Linked DNA regions of Homo sapiens: region 2 is linked to region 1. The links are chromatin loops, found by intact Hi-C in ENCODE. Cell type or tissue: PC-9. All regions are shown on one strand.

What was found. Peaks named below come from ENCODE experiments on the same cell type or tissue, not always from the same donor. Only the 100,000 strongest peaks of a DNase experiment are listed, where the experiment ranks them.
Region 2: a loop joins it to region 1, with 8 times the contacts of the local background. A loop is called at or near these places in 9 of 110 quality-filtered maps.

What each region holds. Positions count from the first base shown.
Region 1 is chr16:24,841,672-24,849,671 of GRCh38, reverse strand. SLC5A11 (solute carrier family 5 member 11) reads right to left here and starts at 3,709. Exons shown (of 17, transcript NM_001352248.3): 1 at 3,660-3,709; 2 at 3,234-3,440. In PC-9, no CTCF peak of the experiment used is centred here; DNase peaks (open chromatin) are centred at 551, 1,371, 4,651 and 4,991; H3K27ac peaks cover 2,332 bases.
Region 2 is chr16:25,044,709-25,052,708 of GRCh38, reverse strand. No RefSeq gene overlaps it. Among named protein-coding and RNA genes, the nearest start is that of LINC02175, 18 kb to the left of the region's middle. RefSeq lists a silencer at 2,887-3,181. In PC-9, no CTCF peak of the experiment used is centred here; DNase peaks (open chromatin) are centred at 1,068, 2,828, 3,618 and 3,978; H3K4me3 peaks cover 2,394 bases; H3K27ac peaks cover 3,441 bases.

The sequences.
Region 1 (8,000 bases):
CTGAGCCCAGACCTGTCCATCCAAATGCCAACGTGGCATCTCTCATGGATATATATATATATATATATATATATATATTTTTTTTTTTTTTTTTTTTTTGCCCCCAAGGCAGAGTCTCGCTCTGTTACCCAGGCTGGAGTGCAGTGGTGCAATCTCTGCTCACTGCAACCTCTGCCTCCCGGGTTCAAGCGATTCTCCCGCCTCAGCCTCCCGAGTAGCTGGGATTACAGGCATGTGTCACCACGCCTGGCTAATTTTTGTGTTTTTAGTAGAGATGGGGTTTCACCATGTTGCCCAGCTTGTCTTGAACTCCTGACCTCGGGTGATCCACCCGCCTCGGCCTCCCAAAGTGCTGGGATTACAGGCGTGAGCCACCGTGCCCGGCTTCTCATTGTTACTTAATAGATGTCTGAAAGTTCACACGTGCGAGTTACAGACCAAGCTTTCCAGCCCAAGCACGTGCTTCTTCCAGTCTTCCCCACCTCACTAAATGACAGCTGCAGCCACTCTGCCACTCCTGCCAGAAACCTGAGTCATCTATAAGGCATTAGTCCATTTGTTCACTTATCAAGTGGTCTGTGAGCACCTCTATGTGCCAGGCACTACATCTAAGCACCAAGAGTGCCTGGTATGTAAATGTCTCATCGAAGAATTTATAGCATCTCTTTCTCACCTCCCAGAATCTATTCACTCCCAATTCCATTCTCTCTTACTTCCAAAACATAATAAATCCACACATTTTCCCTCATTTTTAGTGCTATCACCCTTGTCTGAGCCACCATCACTTCTGTCTAGGTTAGAGAAAGACCCTCCAGTCTTACCTCCCCGATATCCATTCTTCCTTCCTTTTTATTTTATTATTTTATTTTTGTTTTAATTTACTTAATTTTTAGAGACAGGGTCTTGTTCCCTTGACCAAGCCGCAGTGCAATGGTGCCATCAGAGCTCACTGTGGCCTCAAACTCTCGAACATCTGTGCTCAAGGGATCCTCCCACCTCCGTCTCCCAAGTAGGTGGGACCACAGGTACATGCCAACATGCCTAGCTAATTTTTTATTTTTTGAGACAGGGTTTCACTCTGTTGCCTGGGCTAAAGTGCAGTGACACAAACACAGCTCCTGCAGCCTCAACCCCATGGGCTCAAATGATCCCTGCACAGTGCTGGGATTACAGGTGTGAGCCACCATGCCTGGCCTCCAGCTAACTTCTTATTTTGTAATTTTTTTGTAGAGACGGGGTCTTGCTATGTTGCCCAGACGGGTCTCAAACTCCAGGCCTCAAGCAATCCTCCCAACTTGGCCTCCCAAAGCACTGAGGTTGCAGGCATGAGCCACCTCACCCAGCCTTGCTTCCTTTTAATCCGCCCCTCACACGGAAGCCAGAGAAATCTTTAAGTATGAGTCAGATCAGATCATTTTCCTGCTCAAAACATCTCCATGCTGCTGGGGTGCTTTGTTGTGCTTCCAACCCCACCACATACTAGCATTCATTTTATTCCTGGAACACGATTTCTGGCCTCAGGGTCTTTGCCATTCTGTTCCCTCTGCCTGGGATGCTCTTCCCTGCACTCTTTGCTGGACAAGCTCCTACTCATCCTTTAGATGTCAGCCTGCTGTATATCCCCAAAGGAGCCCCCTCTTGGCCTCAATATAAATTGGGTCCCCAAGCTTTTTGCTTTCATGGCAAACACAACTTCTCATCACAGTCTAATCAAGTGTAACACTTGATGTGTGTGATTACCCCTTGTCTGCACTGCACAGCAAGCCCCATAAAGAAAGGTCCATGTCTCTGTCACTCTCATTGTGTCCCCAAAACAGGCATGCAATAAATGTTGGTACAACAAATAAATGTGGGATTTTTAGAGCCTTTGCTATAGATCCTTTGCACGCTGTGACCGCCCAAAAAAGGGACAGCATTTTTCCAAGTCCTATCTGCAGGATGCCCAATGGGCTAGGACACTTCTGTCAACTATTGCCCAGAATAATTCAGCAGAACACCATTTGAAAACCACTGATTGGTAGGGTGCAGTGGCTCATGCCTGTAATCCCAGCACTTTGCAAGGCTGAGGCGGGAGAATCGCTTGAGTTCAGGAGATTGAGACCAGCCAAGGCAACACAGGGAGACCCCATTTGTACAAAAAATAAAAATAAAAAAGTTAGCAGGGCATGCTGGTGAGCTATGATAGTACTACATTTCAGCCTGGGCAACACAGAGAGACCCTGTGAAAGAAAAGACAGAAAAGAAACGAGAGAGAGAGAGAACAGAAAACACACACAGAGAGAGAGAGGAGGCAAAGAAGGAAAGAAGGAAGGAGAAAGGGAAAGAAAGGAAGAAATAAATAATAAAAGAGAGAGAAGAAAGAAAGAAAGAAAGAAAAAAGGGAAAAGAAAGAGAAACAGAGAGGTGGGAGGGAGGGAAGGAAGGAAAGAAGGAAGGAGAAAGAAAGGGAAAGAAAGGAATAAGGAAAGAAATAAAAGAAAGAAGGAAAGAAAGAAAGAACAAAGAAAAGAAAGGAAAAGAAAGAAAAAGAAAGAAAGAGAAAAAGAAAGAAAGGAAAGAAAAAGAAAATCACTGATATTGTGGCTGAGCTCATGGCCACAGGAATTGAGTCTTGGCTTGGCCACTCACTATCTGTATTACCTTGAGCAAGTTATTTAATGACCCTTAGACTCTGTCCATGAATTAGGGGGTGCTGTACCTACCTTACAGGGTTTCTGTGTCAGTTAGATGAGATCCAGGCGTAAAGTTCTCTGCACGTGTCTGACACGTACCAGTGAAGACTTGTATTTGCCTTGTAGTTAACAGCAGCTGCAGTTGTAGTAAATACATTCCTATAGCTTTTTAATGCTTATGTGGATACATTTACCTTCGTTATCTCTGGGTAACACACCTGTGGGGTGGGTCAGCCTGAGGTTCATATTCCCATTTGACAGATAAGGAACCTGAGACTCGGTGAGGCAAAATGTTTGGCTCAATGTCCCTGACCTTGGTTAAGTGGAAGAGCTGGGACCCACGTACGGTGCTGCTGGCTGCCGGCTGCTGGCTTCATACCACCATGCCCACCCCACAAACACACTCCATTGTCCTGGTGTATGACAAGCTTTCTCTGCAGAGAGGGCTGAGCTTCCCCTGCCCCACAGGTGACAGCTGGAGTCCTTCTGCCAGCACCTGTCCCCAGACCAACTTCCCAGTTTGGAGAGTGGCTACCTGTTTGGGGGCAGGGGGTGTCTTACCTTATTCCAGATGCAGGGCTCACCTGCCCTGGGGGCTGTCAGTGGCTTCTAAGGCACTAGGAGGTGGCGGTGGTTGTAAGGAGGGAGATACCCGGGATCCTCTCTCTTTGCAGCCAAGAGCTTCCGGAGACAGCAGTGACCCTTCCTCCTATATGCCCGCTGCTGAGAGAGCCTCCAAGCGGGTCAAACTCCAAACTCCAGCCTCAGCTGCAGCGGGGATTAAAGGAAGCGTGAATGATCTCCCCAGGGCAGAAGAGAGAACGGGGCCCAGCCCAGGACCCTTGAACTCTGAGCAGGTGGGGAAGGTGACATGTCCCACGCTCTGCCCACACCGTCCTCCACCAGGGTCCTCACCTGCGTGGGGACCCATGGCATGGAGGGGTTGGGGAGACGCTGGAGCCCAAGGCACCATCCTGCTTCACTCACCCAGTCTTCCACTGTCCCGCCTCCACGCTGGGGACAGGCAGGCTTGGGACGAGCTGGAGGAAGGGGAGGGGAGGAAAAATGCTGGCGGCGGATGGAGGGGACAGAGGCAAAGTGCCAGGAGGGACGTCCAGCCACAGCCCTCACCGCAGTGGCAGCAACAGGAACAGCAACCATTGCTTGTGCAACCCCTTTCCATATACTCTTCAGACAGAGGCATGGCAAAGAACAGGTGTCTGCCTGAAGTCGAGAGTTCGAGACCAGCCTGACCAACATGGAGAAACCCCATCTCTACTAAAAATACAAAGTTAGCCGGGTATGGTGGTGCATGCCTGTGGTCCCAGCTACTCGGGAGGCTGAGGCAGGAGAATCACTTGAATCCGGGAGGCGGAGGTTGTGGTGAGCCGAGATTACACCATTGCACTCCAGCCTGGGCAACAAGAGCGAAAATCAGTCTCAAAAAAAGAAGAAGAAGAAGAAGAAGAGGTGTCTGAGGCCCTGAAAAACCGTCAGGAGTGACCGAGCCATGGCCAGGCGCCCACATCGGGCCCAGGACATCAGCGGGGCATAGCGAAGATTTCTGCCAGATGCTCAAAGCATCCAAAACTTTATTTACTTTTTATTTCTGAGACAGGATCTCACTCTGTCACCCAGGCTGGAGTGCAGTGGTGGCATCACAGCTTGCTGCAGGCTCATCCTCCTGGGCTCAAGTGATCCTCCCACCACAGCCTCCCGAGTAGCTGGGACTACAGGCGTGCACCACCACACCCAGCTAATTTTTTCATTTTTTTGGTAGAGAGAGAATCTTGCTATGTTGCCCAGGCTGGTCTCCAACTCCTGGGTTTAAGTGATCCTCCCACCTTGGCCTCCCAAAGTGCTGGGATTACAGGGGTCAAACACTGTGCCAGGCCAAATACCAAAACATTTTAAAAATAGTTACTAGTATTTGCAAACCAAGAGGCTTGAAACATAATTCTAGAATACTCACTTTTCTAGAACAACCTGAAGATCTGGCCTCACCAGGCCCCCATGGCCACAGGACAGCTGCTGACTGGGGAGGAGTCGTGGCCTCCCCATCTCACTCCTTCACTGGGCCTGCCAGGCTCTGGGGGGCCCTCAGCTGAGGCCCCTGTCCTGGCACCGAGTAGCCAGAAATAATAGCAGTGATGAACACGTGCCAGGCTCTAAGGGCACAACATGCCTTTACTCACTTGGTCTTTCCAACAACCCTCGAAGTTAGGTCCTGTTATCTCTATCTTACTGACGAGGTAACAGAGGTAGAGGAGATGAGTCATCGGCCCAGGATCACCCGGGTTGTAAGTGACACAGCAAGATTTCAGCCCAGGCCACCTGGCTCTAGAGTCCTGCAGGAGCAGTGGAGGGTGGCTTGACTGGATAAAGGGTGGCCTGGGTGAGCAAACACTGGGTGACTGACCAACACCAGTATGAATGGGGCCTTTGGGGGAGGGACCTGCCCTGGGGGACAGATTTACAGAAGGAACAGCTGGGATTGGAGAAGAGGGACAGACAGAAGGCCATGAATCTGTGATCTGCAGCAGAGGCCACAGCACCAGGAAAGGCAGTGGGGTGCCACCGAGGGTGCACTGCTTCGCCAACCTGGGGTCCAGTCCTGACTTCTTGGGAATGTCTGGGGAGCCTTAGCCATGTGCAGGGTGTCTACAGAAGAGGCGTGGTAGTGAGTGAAGCCGGGCAGGTGGAGCTGAGGCTGACCCGAGAGCATGTGTCCCAGCTGAAGAGGACAGCCACGACCCAGCTCCACGTGGGGGAAGACAGGCCCAATGGGGTCAGAACTTCTGATTGTTCTAGAGAAGTTCTGCAAAGTTTCATGATTACGCATCCTTGAGGGCCAGATGTGGCCTGCTCGACCCTTGGCTTGTCACCTCCGATTGTTTCTCTGTCAGGTTTTTCATTTTTACCCTCAGTGCTATAAAGAATAGGAGAGGTGGAGTGCAGGGGCTCATGCTATCATCTCAGAGCTTTGGGAAGCTGAGGCAGGAGGATCTCTTGAGGCCAGGAGTTAGAGGCCAGTCTGGGTAACTCAGTGAGACCCTCATCTCTACACAAAATAGGAAGAATTAGATGGACATAGCAGTGTGCACCTGTAGTCCCAGCTACTCAGGAGACTGAGGTGGGAGAATCGTTTGAGCCCAGGAGTTCAAGGCTGCAGTGAGCCATGATAGTGCCACTACACTCGAGGCAACAGAATGAGATCTCAATTCAAAAAAAAAAAAAAAAAAAAAAAGAACTGTATAACCACTTTAGAGAACTATTTGGACATTTCTTATAAAGTTACCATACACTTTGCCGAGCGCGGTGGCTCATGCCTGTAATCGCAGCACTTTGGGAGGCCAAGGTGGGTGGATCACAAGGTCAGGAGTTCAAGACCAGCCTGCACTCGTCTCTACTAAAAATACAAAAATTAGCTGGGTGTTGTGGTGGGCCCCTGTAATCCCAGCTACTCAGGAGGCTGAGGCAGGAGAATCATTTGAACCTGGGAGGCAGATGGAGGTTGCAGTGAGCCAAGACCGTGCCATTGCACTCCAGCCTGGGTGACAAGGCGAAACTCCATCTAAAAAATAAAATTAAATAAATAAATAAATAAAGTTACCATACACCTCCCCCATGACCCAGCAATTTCACTCTTAGGTATTTATCAAGAGAAATGGAGACATATGTTCCCAAAAAGTTGTGCACACAAGTGTTCATGGTGGCCTTATTCAAAACTGTTTCTAAGTGGAAACAACACCAGTTCCATCGACAGGTGAGTGAAGAAACAAACTGCGGTGCATCCAACACCGTGAAAAACTTTCATCGAAAGGAATGAACTACCCAACCCACGCAACACCACGGATGAATCGAAGACTCTACGAAACATTATGCTGAGCAAAAGGAGCTGACCTGGGCTGGGTGCGGTGGTCACACCTGTGATCCCAGCACTTTGGGAGGCCGAGGTGGGTGGATCGCCTGAGGTCAGGAGTTCGAGACCAGCCTGGCCTATGTTGTAAAACGCTGTCTCTTCCAAAAATATAAAATTAAATTATCCTGCTGTGGTGGTGTGCGCCTGTGGTCCCAGTTACTCGTGAGGCTGAGACAGGAGAATTGCTTGAACCCAGGAGGTGGAGGCTGCAGTAAGCCAGGATCACGCCACTGGACTCCAGCCTGGGTGAGACAGAGCAAGACTCCATCTCAAAAAAAAAAAAAAAAAAAAAAAAAAAAAGCTGACATGAAAAGAGTACAGACCTTATGATTCAATTTATGTGAGGCTCAAGAACAGGAAAGATGGATTTGTGGTGACAGAAGTCAAAGAACAGGACCCAGTGAACAACTGGAAGAGGGTGGGAGTGTGCTCTCAGAGGTGATGGAAATTTCTATTATCTTGAATTGGGTGGTAATTATACGGTATATACAATTGGTAAAACCCCGTGAATTGAAGGATGAACACTTATGCTTTTTTTTTTTTTTTTGACCAAGTCTCACTCTATCACCCAGGATGGAGTGCAATGGCGCCATCTCAGCTCACTTAAACTTCTGTCTCCTGGGTTCAAGTGATTCTCCTGCCTCACCCTCCCAAAGTGCTGGGATTACAGGCATGAGCCACCGCGCCTGGCTGACTCATGCATTTTATTGTATGTAAATTATATCTTTAAAAATGAGAGCAGATGGCCGGGCACAGTGGCTTACCCCTGTAATCCTAGCACTTTGGGAGGCCGAGGTGGGCGGATCATGAGGTCAAGAGATCGAGACAATCCTGGCCAACATGGTGAAACCCTGTCTCTACTAAAAATACAAAAATTAGCCAGGCGTGGTGGGGTGCACCTGTAGTCCCAGCTACTCGGGAGGCTGAGGCAGGAGAATCGCTTGAACACAGGAGATGGAGGTTGCAGTGAGCCGAGATCATGCCATTGCACTGTAGCCTGGGTGACAGAGTGAGACTCCATCTCAAAAAAAAGAGCAAATATACAAACAGTGAATTCATACAGAGCAAATACACTGAGCAAATACAGTTATTGCGAGTCTGTCTCCCAGATTTTAGTTCCAGCCCATTGTCACCACGTAAGAACGTGGGTCTTATGTTGCCAGCATTCCTTTTGCAAGAGAAATCTAAGTCTGGGTTTTTTTTGTTTTTGTTTTTGTTTTTAATAGAAACTCTGATGACTTGTAAGGTTTGGTAAATTCAAAAGCAACAAAATAGCTAAAATGCGGGGTGTGTCAAATGATGCACGGGGCTCTGTTTGGAATCTGTATTCCTGGGTCGCATGTTCTCCTAGAGGGCTCAAGATGTGATTTCTTCCTAGATTTTCTGCAGACTTTTAATAACACACC
Region 2 (8,000 bases), 200 kb before region 1:
GCTAGGATTGCGCCACTGCACCCCAGCCTGGGTGACAGAGCGAGACGGTCTCTAAAATAAACTAGGAGAAATAACTAACATGTCACAAAATACTAACATCTTTACATTATGAAGGACTCTTAAAAACAAATAAATAAAAAACCCTAAAATCCCAGAGGAAAAAATTAAGACAAAAGGCAAACTTGGGGGCAGTTCACAAAAGAAACACAACAGATCAATGAACACACCAAAAGCTCAGCCTTATCAATAATGTAAAAAACCCGAAATGAAAGTAAAAACAGAGAGTTATATTTCTCCTATCAAATTGTCAACAAAAGTATTGTTTAATCTAACTTGGCATTGGCCAAGACGAGGAAGAGGGTGCTTGAGCTGCCCGAAGCTTAAACTGGCACAGTCATACTGCAAGGCACTGCGACGACAGGTACAAAAAGCCTGAAACACACACATATACAATGACCAAATGATCCCATCTAAAACTGAACACAGAGTTACAGTATCAGGTGAACCAACCCGATTATTGTTTGTATGTATAGGATGTTCCCAATTTTGTTAAATGATGTATACACACGCAAGGCTGCCCACAGCAGACACCAAAGTGTTAATACACTGTTATCTCTGCACCTTCCACGAGGCTGCACATCCAGTTCTGCCTGTCAATTTCCATTACACATCTCTGCTCACAAAACCCAGAGAATATCACTTCTATTTTTATATCCTGATTTCATATTTAAAGCCCGGATTCAAAGAACCAAACGTCTCAGATGTGGAAAGACCTCAGAGATTTTCCCACTCTTCTTTCAATCCACAAATGCTTTCAGTTTCCATGACATTCACATGCTGCCTGTTCAAGTTACTGTGTTTTTAAATCACTCACTTTTTAAAAAACACTCAGGTCAAATGTGCTGCCCAATATTTTCTGCTAGCACAATGCTGTAATAAATATCTATTAACATGTAAAACATCTGTGTACCACCCAAAACCATCTCACATTCCTCCCACGGGAAACACTGATCTGGTCCAACCACCTACTCATTCAAGAAGCATTTACTGACTGAGTCCTATCTCCAAGAGCTCAATTGGAACAATGGGTCCTTCTGAAAGGTGTGAAATCCCCTCCAATAGCCATTTCCTCATCTGAGGCTTCAGGGAATGAGACGGGGCCTCCCCATTCACCCAGCTTATAAGGATCAAGCTGGAGCCTCATTTACTTCTTTAAGTGACACCGTGTGCTTACTATGTGCCAGGCATTATTCCAAATGCTTGACAAATATGAACACACACAAACCTCGTAGGACCCTACAAGGCAGACTCAGCTTTATAGATCTAGGTTGAGGCAGTTTCCTCAGCTGCGGAACTTAATTCTATTAACTAGGTAACTGAAGGTTTAATGTATGTTTTCCTTCCTTTTTTTTCTTTTCTTTTCTTTTCTTTTCTTTTTTTTTTTTTTTTTTGAGACAGGATCTCACTGTGTTGCCCAGGCTAGAGTGCAGTGGTGTGATCACAGCTCACTGCACCCTCAACCTCCCTGGGCTCAGGTGTCTCTCCCACCTCAGCCTCCCAAGTAGCTGGGACTACAGGCACACACCACCACACCCAGCTAATTTTTGTATTTTTTGTAGAGATGGGGTTTCATCTTGTTGCCCAGGCTGGTGTTGAATCCATCCACTGCCGCTTCCCAAAGTGCTGGGATTAGAGACGTGAGCCATAATGTGGGTTTTGAAACATACCCACCTGGATTTAGATGTTCCTACCCCTGAACATTTGTTTTATCCCTCATAACACTTGAGTTGTTTAAATGATATGCGTATGTGTACGTGTGTGTATCTGTTTGTGCGCATAAAGTCATGTGTTGCTTAACAATGGGGATGCATTCTGAGAAATGCATTCTTAGGTGATTTCGTTGTACAGACAGCACAGAGAGCACTTACGGAAACCTAGATGGTACAGCCCACTACACACCCAGGCTACATGGTATAGCCTATTGCTCCTGGGCTACAAATCTCTACAGCACATTACTGTATTGAATAATGAAGGCAACTGTAACACAATGTTAAGTATTTGTGTATCTAAACACAGCTAAACATAGAAAAAGTACACTACAAATACAGTATAAAAGGCTAAAAATGATCCACCTCTATAGGACACCTGCACTGAATGGAGTTTACAGGGCTGGAAGTTGCCCTGGGTGAGTCAGTGAGTGAGGGGTGAGTGAGTGTGAAGACGCAGGACATTACACTGTGTAAACTTTAAAAGCAGTGTATGCTAGCCAGGCACAGTGGCTCACGCCTGTAATCTCAGGACTTTGGGAGGCTGAGGTGGGCAGATCACAAGGTCAGGAGTTCGAGACCTTCCTGGACAACATGGTGAAACCCCGTCTCTTCTAAAAACACAAAAAATTAGCCAGGCATGGTGGCACATGCCTGTAATCCCAGCTACTCAGGAGGCTGAGGCAGAAGAATCGCTTGAACCTGGAAGGTGGAGGTTGCAGTGAACTAAGATCGTGCCACTACACTCCAGACTCTGTCTCAAAAAAAGAAAAAAAAAAGAAAAAAAAAACTAAGACACAATCACATACATTATCCTAGGCCTACACAGAGTCAGCACCATCAATATCACTCTCCACCACCTCTACATCTTGTTCCCCTGGAAGGTCTCCAGGGGCAATAACATGAATGGAGCTGACATCTCCCAAGATAATGATTTCTTCTTCTGGAATATTTCCTGAAGGACCTGCCTGAGGGCTTTTACAGTTAACTTTTTGTTAATAAGTAGTTGCTCTGGGTGAGTCAGCAAGTTGTTATTCTAAAATAACAATAAAAAGTACAGCATAGTAAATACATAAACCGTTAACACAGTTTTTTATCATGATCAAGTTTCATGTATTGTACATAATTGTATGTGTTACACTTTTATAGGACAGGCTGCACGGTAGGTTTGTTTACACCAGCATCCACATAAGCTCATGAGTGATGTACCGTGCTAAGACATTAGGACAGCTACGTCACTAGGTGATAAGATAATAGAGCTGAAAAATTCCCGTGGGACCGCCACCACCATATATGCGGGCAGCTGTTACCCGAAGGCATCACTGTACATGTATTTGAGATTGCAAAATTCAACTATGTTCAGCATTAAAATCTCAGATTTAGAATTTCAACTGCATGCTGCTTGTGGTCTGTAAGATATGGCACTACCTCCAACTTTAATTCTATTGTTCTTTTATACCTTTTAGTTTCATTTTTAGTTTCTATTTCCTGTTGGTTTTATTATTGGTTTATAAACGGAAGGCAGGAAGCAAAATCTTTTTTTTTTTTTTTTTTTTTTGAGACAGACTCTCATTCTGTCGCCCAGGCTGGAGTGCAGTGGCATGATCTTGGCTCACTGCAACCTCCATCTCCGGGGTTCAACTGATGCTCGTGCCTCAGCCTCCCGAGTAGCTGGGATTACAGGCACCCACCACCATGCCCGGCTAATTTTTGTACTTTTAGTAGAGACGGGTTTTCACCGTGTTGCCCAGGCTGGTCACAAACTCCTGGCCTCAAGTGATCCGCCCGCCTCAGCCTCCCAAAGTGCTGGGATTACAGGCATGAGTCACCACGCCTGGCCAGGAAGCAAAGTCTTAAGGGCAAAAGACGCTGTACTGAAACAGAGCTAGGCTTCGTCTCCCTTCCTCCTTTCAGGGCTGTTGCTAGTATACAGCTAATGTGCCAGGACTTAAATAGTAGCTGGGATTACAGGCACCCACCACCATGCCCGGCTAATTTTTGTATTTTTAGTAAAGACGGGGTTTCACCGTGTTGCCCAGGCTGGTCACGAACTCCCGACCTCAAGTGATCCGCCCGCCTCAGCCTCTCAAAGTGCTGGGATTACAGGCATGAGTCACCACGCCTGGCCAGGAAGCAGTCTTAAGGGCAAAAGACGCTGTACTGAAACAGAGCTAGGCTTCGTCTCCCTTCCTCCTTTCAGGTCTGTGGCTAGTATATAGTTAATGTGCCAGGACTTAAATGCTGAGTCACCTAAAAAGCTGAGCCTCAATCCTCAATAACCAGGAAGACTCATATAGGCTGCAATTCCCTTCCAGAGGAGACTGCCCGTGTTGCCTTTTGCTTTCATCTAATGTCTCTTTACTTTACAAAGAATAATATGATCTAAAATCTGTCTCTGTTGTAAGCAGTCACTGAATATTGGGCAAAGCATAAATGGCAAAGGGAGCAACATTCACACGAAGGTAAAAGAAATGGGGAAACCCAATCAGAAAATTCTCTTGGATCAATGTTCTGTATCTAACTCAACAAAAAGCCAGTAAATACAGAATATCATGCAAGATGCCACAGACCTGAGTAATACCAAAGTACTTTGGGAAAAGAATAAAACCCTTACCACGTATTGCAAATATTATATGGTTTGCCTGTACATTTTCTTAATGTATTTATTTTTCCTTTGTAGTAAGTGCATTTTGTGTTCTACTCACAAAATATCTGCCCACCCCATGGTTGCAAAGATATTCTCCCATGTTTTCATGTGTAAGATTTACGATTCTAGCTTTTATGTTTAGGTTTATGAACAATTACCAACTAATTTGTGTGTATGGCATGAGATGGGGTGAAGGTTAATTTCTTTCCTCATGTGAATATCCAGTTGATCTAGAATTATTCATTAAAAATAATTTCCTGGCTGGGCAGTGGCTCACACCTACAATCCCAATACTTTGGGAGGCTGAGGTGTGAGTACTGCTTGAGCCCAGGAGTTCGAGACCAACCTGGGCAACACAGTGAGACCCTGTCTCTACAAACAAAAAACAACAAAACATTAGCTGGACATGGAAGTACACACCTGCATTCCCAGCTACTTGGGAGGCTGAGGTGGGAGGATCACTTGAGCTCAGGAGGCTGGGGCTGCAGTGAGCCATGATCATACCACTGCATTCCATCTTGGGCGACAGAGGAAGACCCTCTCTTAAAAAAAAAAAAAAGAAATTAAATGACTTTCCTTCCTTCCACCAGAAAATTGACTTACTCGCTCTGGGCAAAAATCAACTGACAGTACGTATGCAGGTCTATTTCTGGACTCAGTTTCACTGATATATTTGTCTATTGTGATGTCAAGACCAATGTTTTGATTAGTGTAGCTTTATAGTAAGTCTTAAAATTAAGTGGTATAAAAAATTAGCAGTTTAAGTTCTCCAACTTTGCTCTTTTTTTTTTTTTTTTGCTATTCTAGATATTTTGCATTTCCATATAAATTTTAGAATCAACTTGTTAGTTTCTTCAAAAAAAAAAACAAATAGGATTTTAACTGGGATTGCATTGACTCCATAGATCAATTTGGGGAGAACAGACATCTTAATATCAGGTCTTCTAATATATGAACAAAGTAACCTCTTCCTTATTTAAGTATTTATTAATTTCTCTCACCAATATTTTAGTGAGAGAGTAAAAGTATTCTCTCACAATACTTTTCTGGTAAAGGTGTTTTCATGTCTTTCATTAGAGTTATTCTAATGATTTTTGATGCTACTGTTTTTATGCTGTTTTTCCTTTTTTCTTTTTTTGGGACAGGATCTCTCTGTCACCCAGGCTGGAGTGCAGTGGTATGATCACAGATCACTGCAGCTTCAACCCTCCCAGTCTCAAGCTATCCTCTCACCTCAGCCTCCCAAGTAGCTGTGACTACAGGTACTCGCCACCATACCCAGCTAATTTGGTTCACTTTCTTGTAGAGACAAGGTCTCACTATGTTGCCTATGTTGCTCAAAGTCCTGGGCTCAAGGGATCCTCCCACCTTGGCCTCCCAAAGTGCTGGGATTACAGGTATGAGCCACCGTGCCTGGCCTGATGCTATTGCAAATGGTATTTTACATTTTCATATATATATATGTTTCATGTATATATGTGTGTGTGTGTGTATTTACAACATATATATATCTGATAAAAATATTCCAGGCTGGGCGCAGTGGCTCATGCCTGTAATCCCAGCACTTTGGGAGGCCGAGGTGGGAGGATCGCCTGAGGTCAGGAGTTCAAGACCAGCCTGGCCAACATAGTGAAACCCCGTCTCTACTAAAAATAGAAAAATTAGCCGAGTGTGATGGTGCATGCCTATAGTCCCAACTACTTGGGAGGCTGAGGCAGGAGAATTGCTTGAGCCTGGGAGGCTGAGGTTGTAGTGAGCCGAGATTGCACCACTGCACTCCAGCCTGGGTGACAGAGTGGGACTCCATCTCAAAAAAAAAAAAAATTCCTATCCAGAATATATAATACACTCCAACAAATATAAAACAACAGTATCACCAACAAAAATGTGCAAAACAGACAGTTCACAAAAGATGACATGGGAATGGCCAATAAGTACATGAAAAAGCGCTTATTAGTCGCCAGGGAAATATGACTTAAAACCATGAGATGCTATTTCACACCCACGGACAATACAGAACGTTAACAAGGATATGGAGAAACTGCAAGTTCTGCTATGTAGCTGGTGGGAAGTGTCAACTGATAAATCACTTTGGATATTAGTGTGGTAGTTACATATGTCCCCACCCTATGACTAAGCACTTCCACTCCTAAACATTTATCTAAGAGAAATAAATTAAGAATGTTCATTGCAGCCAATTTACACTGGTCCAAAACTGGACACAACCCAAATGTTCATCAAAAGGTGAATGGATGAACAAATCCTATATTCACACAACTCAAAAAGGAGCAAATGACTTTCCAATGGCAAAGACTGTCTCCTTGACCAAACTCTAGCCAGCTCCTCTGACCCCTCTTCTCAACTAGGCCTTAACCTTGGCCTATAAAGACTTGAGCAAGGTTGGGCATGGTGGCCCGTGCCTGTAATCCCAGCACTTTGAGAGACCGAGGCAGGAGTGTCACTTGAGCCCAGGAGTTCTAGACTGGCCTAGGCAACAGAGACAGGCCCCAACTCTACAAAAAGTTTAAAAATTAGCAGAACGTGGTGGTGCATGCCTGTAGTCCCAGCTACTAGGGAGGCTGAGGCAGGAGGATCACTTGGGTTTGGGGAGGTCAGCACTGCAGTGAGCTGTGATCACATCACATCACTGCACTCCAGCCTGGGTGACAGAGCAAGTCACAAAAAAACAAAACAAAAACAAAAACAAAAACAAAAACAAAAAAACAAAATCAAAAAAGCCAATAAATAAACAAAAATCAGGCTGGACACGGTGGCTCACACCTGTAATCCCAGCACTTTGGGAGGCCAAGGCAGGCTGATCACCTGAGGTCAGGAGTTTGAAACCAGCCTGGCTAACATTGCAAAACCCTGTCTCTATTAAAAATATGAAAATTAGCCGGGTTTGGTGGCACAAGCCTGTAATCCCAGCTACTTGGGAGGCTGAGGCAGGAGAATCACATGAACCCAGGAGGCAGAGGTTGCAGTGAGCCGAGATCACACCACTGCACTCTAGCCTGGGTGACAGAGTGAGACTCTGTCTCAAAAAAAAAAAAAAAAAAAGACTTGAGCAAACACTAACATAGTTTCTTTTTGTTGTTATTTAAACAAATTGTTGGCTGGGTGCCATGGCTCACGCCTGTAATTCCAGTACTTTGGGAGGCCGAAGCAGGCGATTACTTGAGGTAAGGAGATCGAGACCAGCCTGGCGAACATGATGAAACCCCATCTCTACTAAAAATACAAGAATTAGCCACAAATTACAGGTGTGGTGGCTCACACCTGTAATCTCAGATACTCAGGAGGCTGAGGCATGAGAATCACTTGAACCCGGGAGGAAGAGGTTGCGGTGAGCCGAGATCGTGCCACTGTACTCCAGCCTGGGTGAACCAGTGAGACTCCATCTCAAAAATATAAAAATAATTATTTATTTTGTAGAGAGGGAGGTATTACTATGTCACCCAGGCTTGTCTCGAACTCCTGGGCTCCAGTGATCCATCCTCCCACCTTGGCCTCCCAAAGTGCTGGGAGCCACCGCACCTGGCCTTTTTTGTTTGTTTGTTTTTTGTTTTTGTTTTTGTTTTGAGACA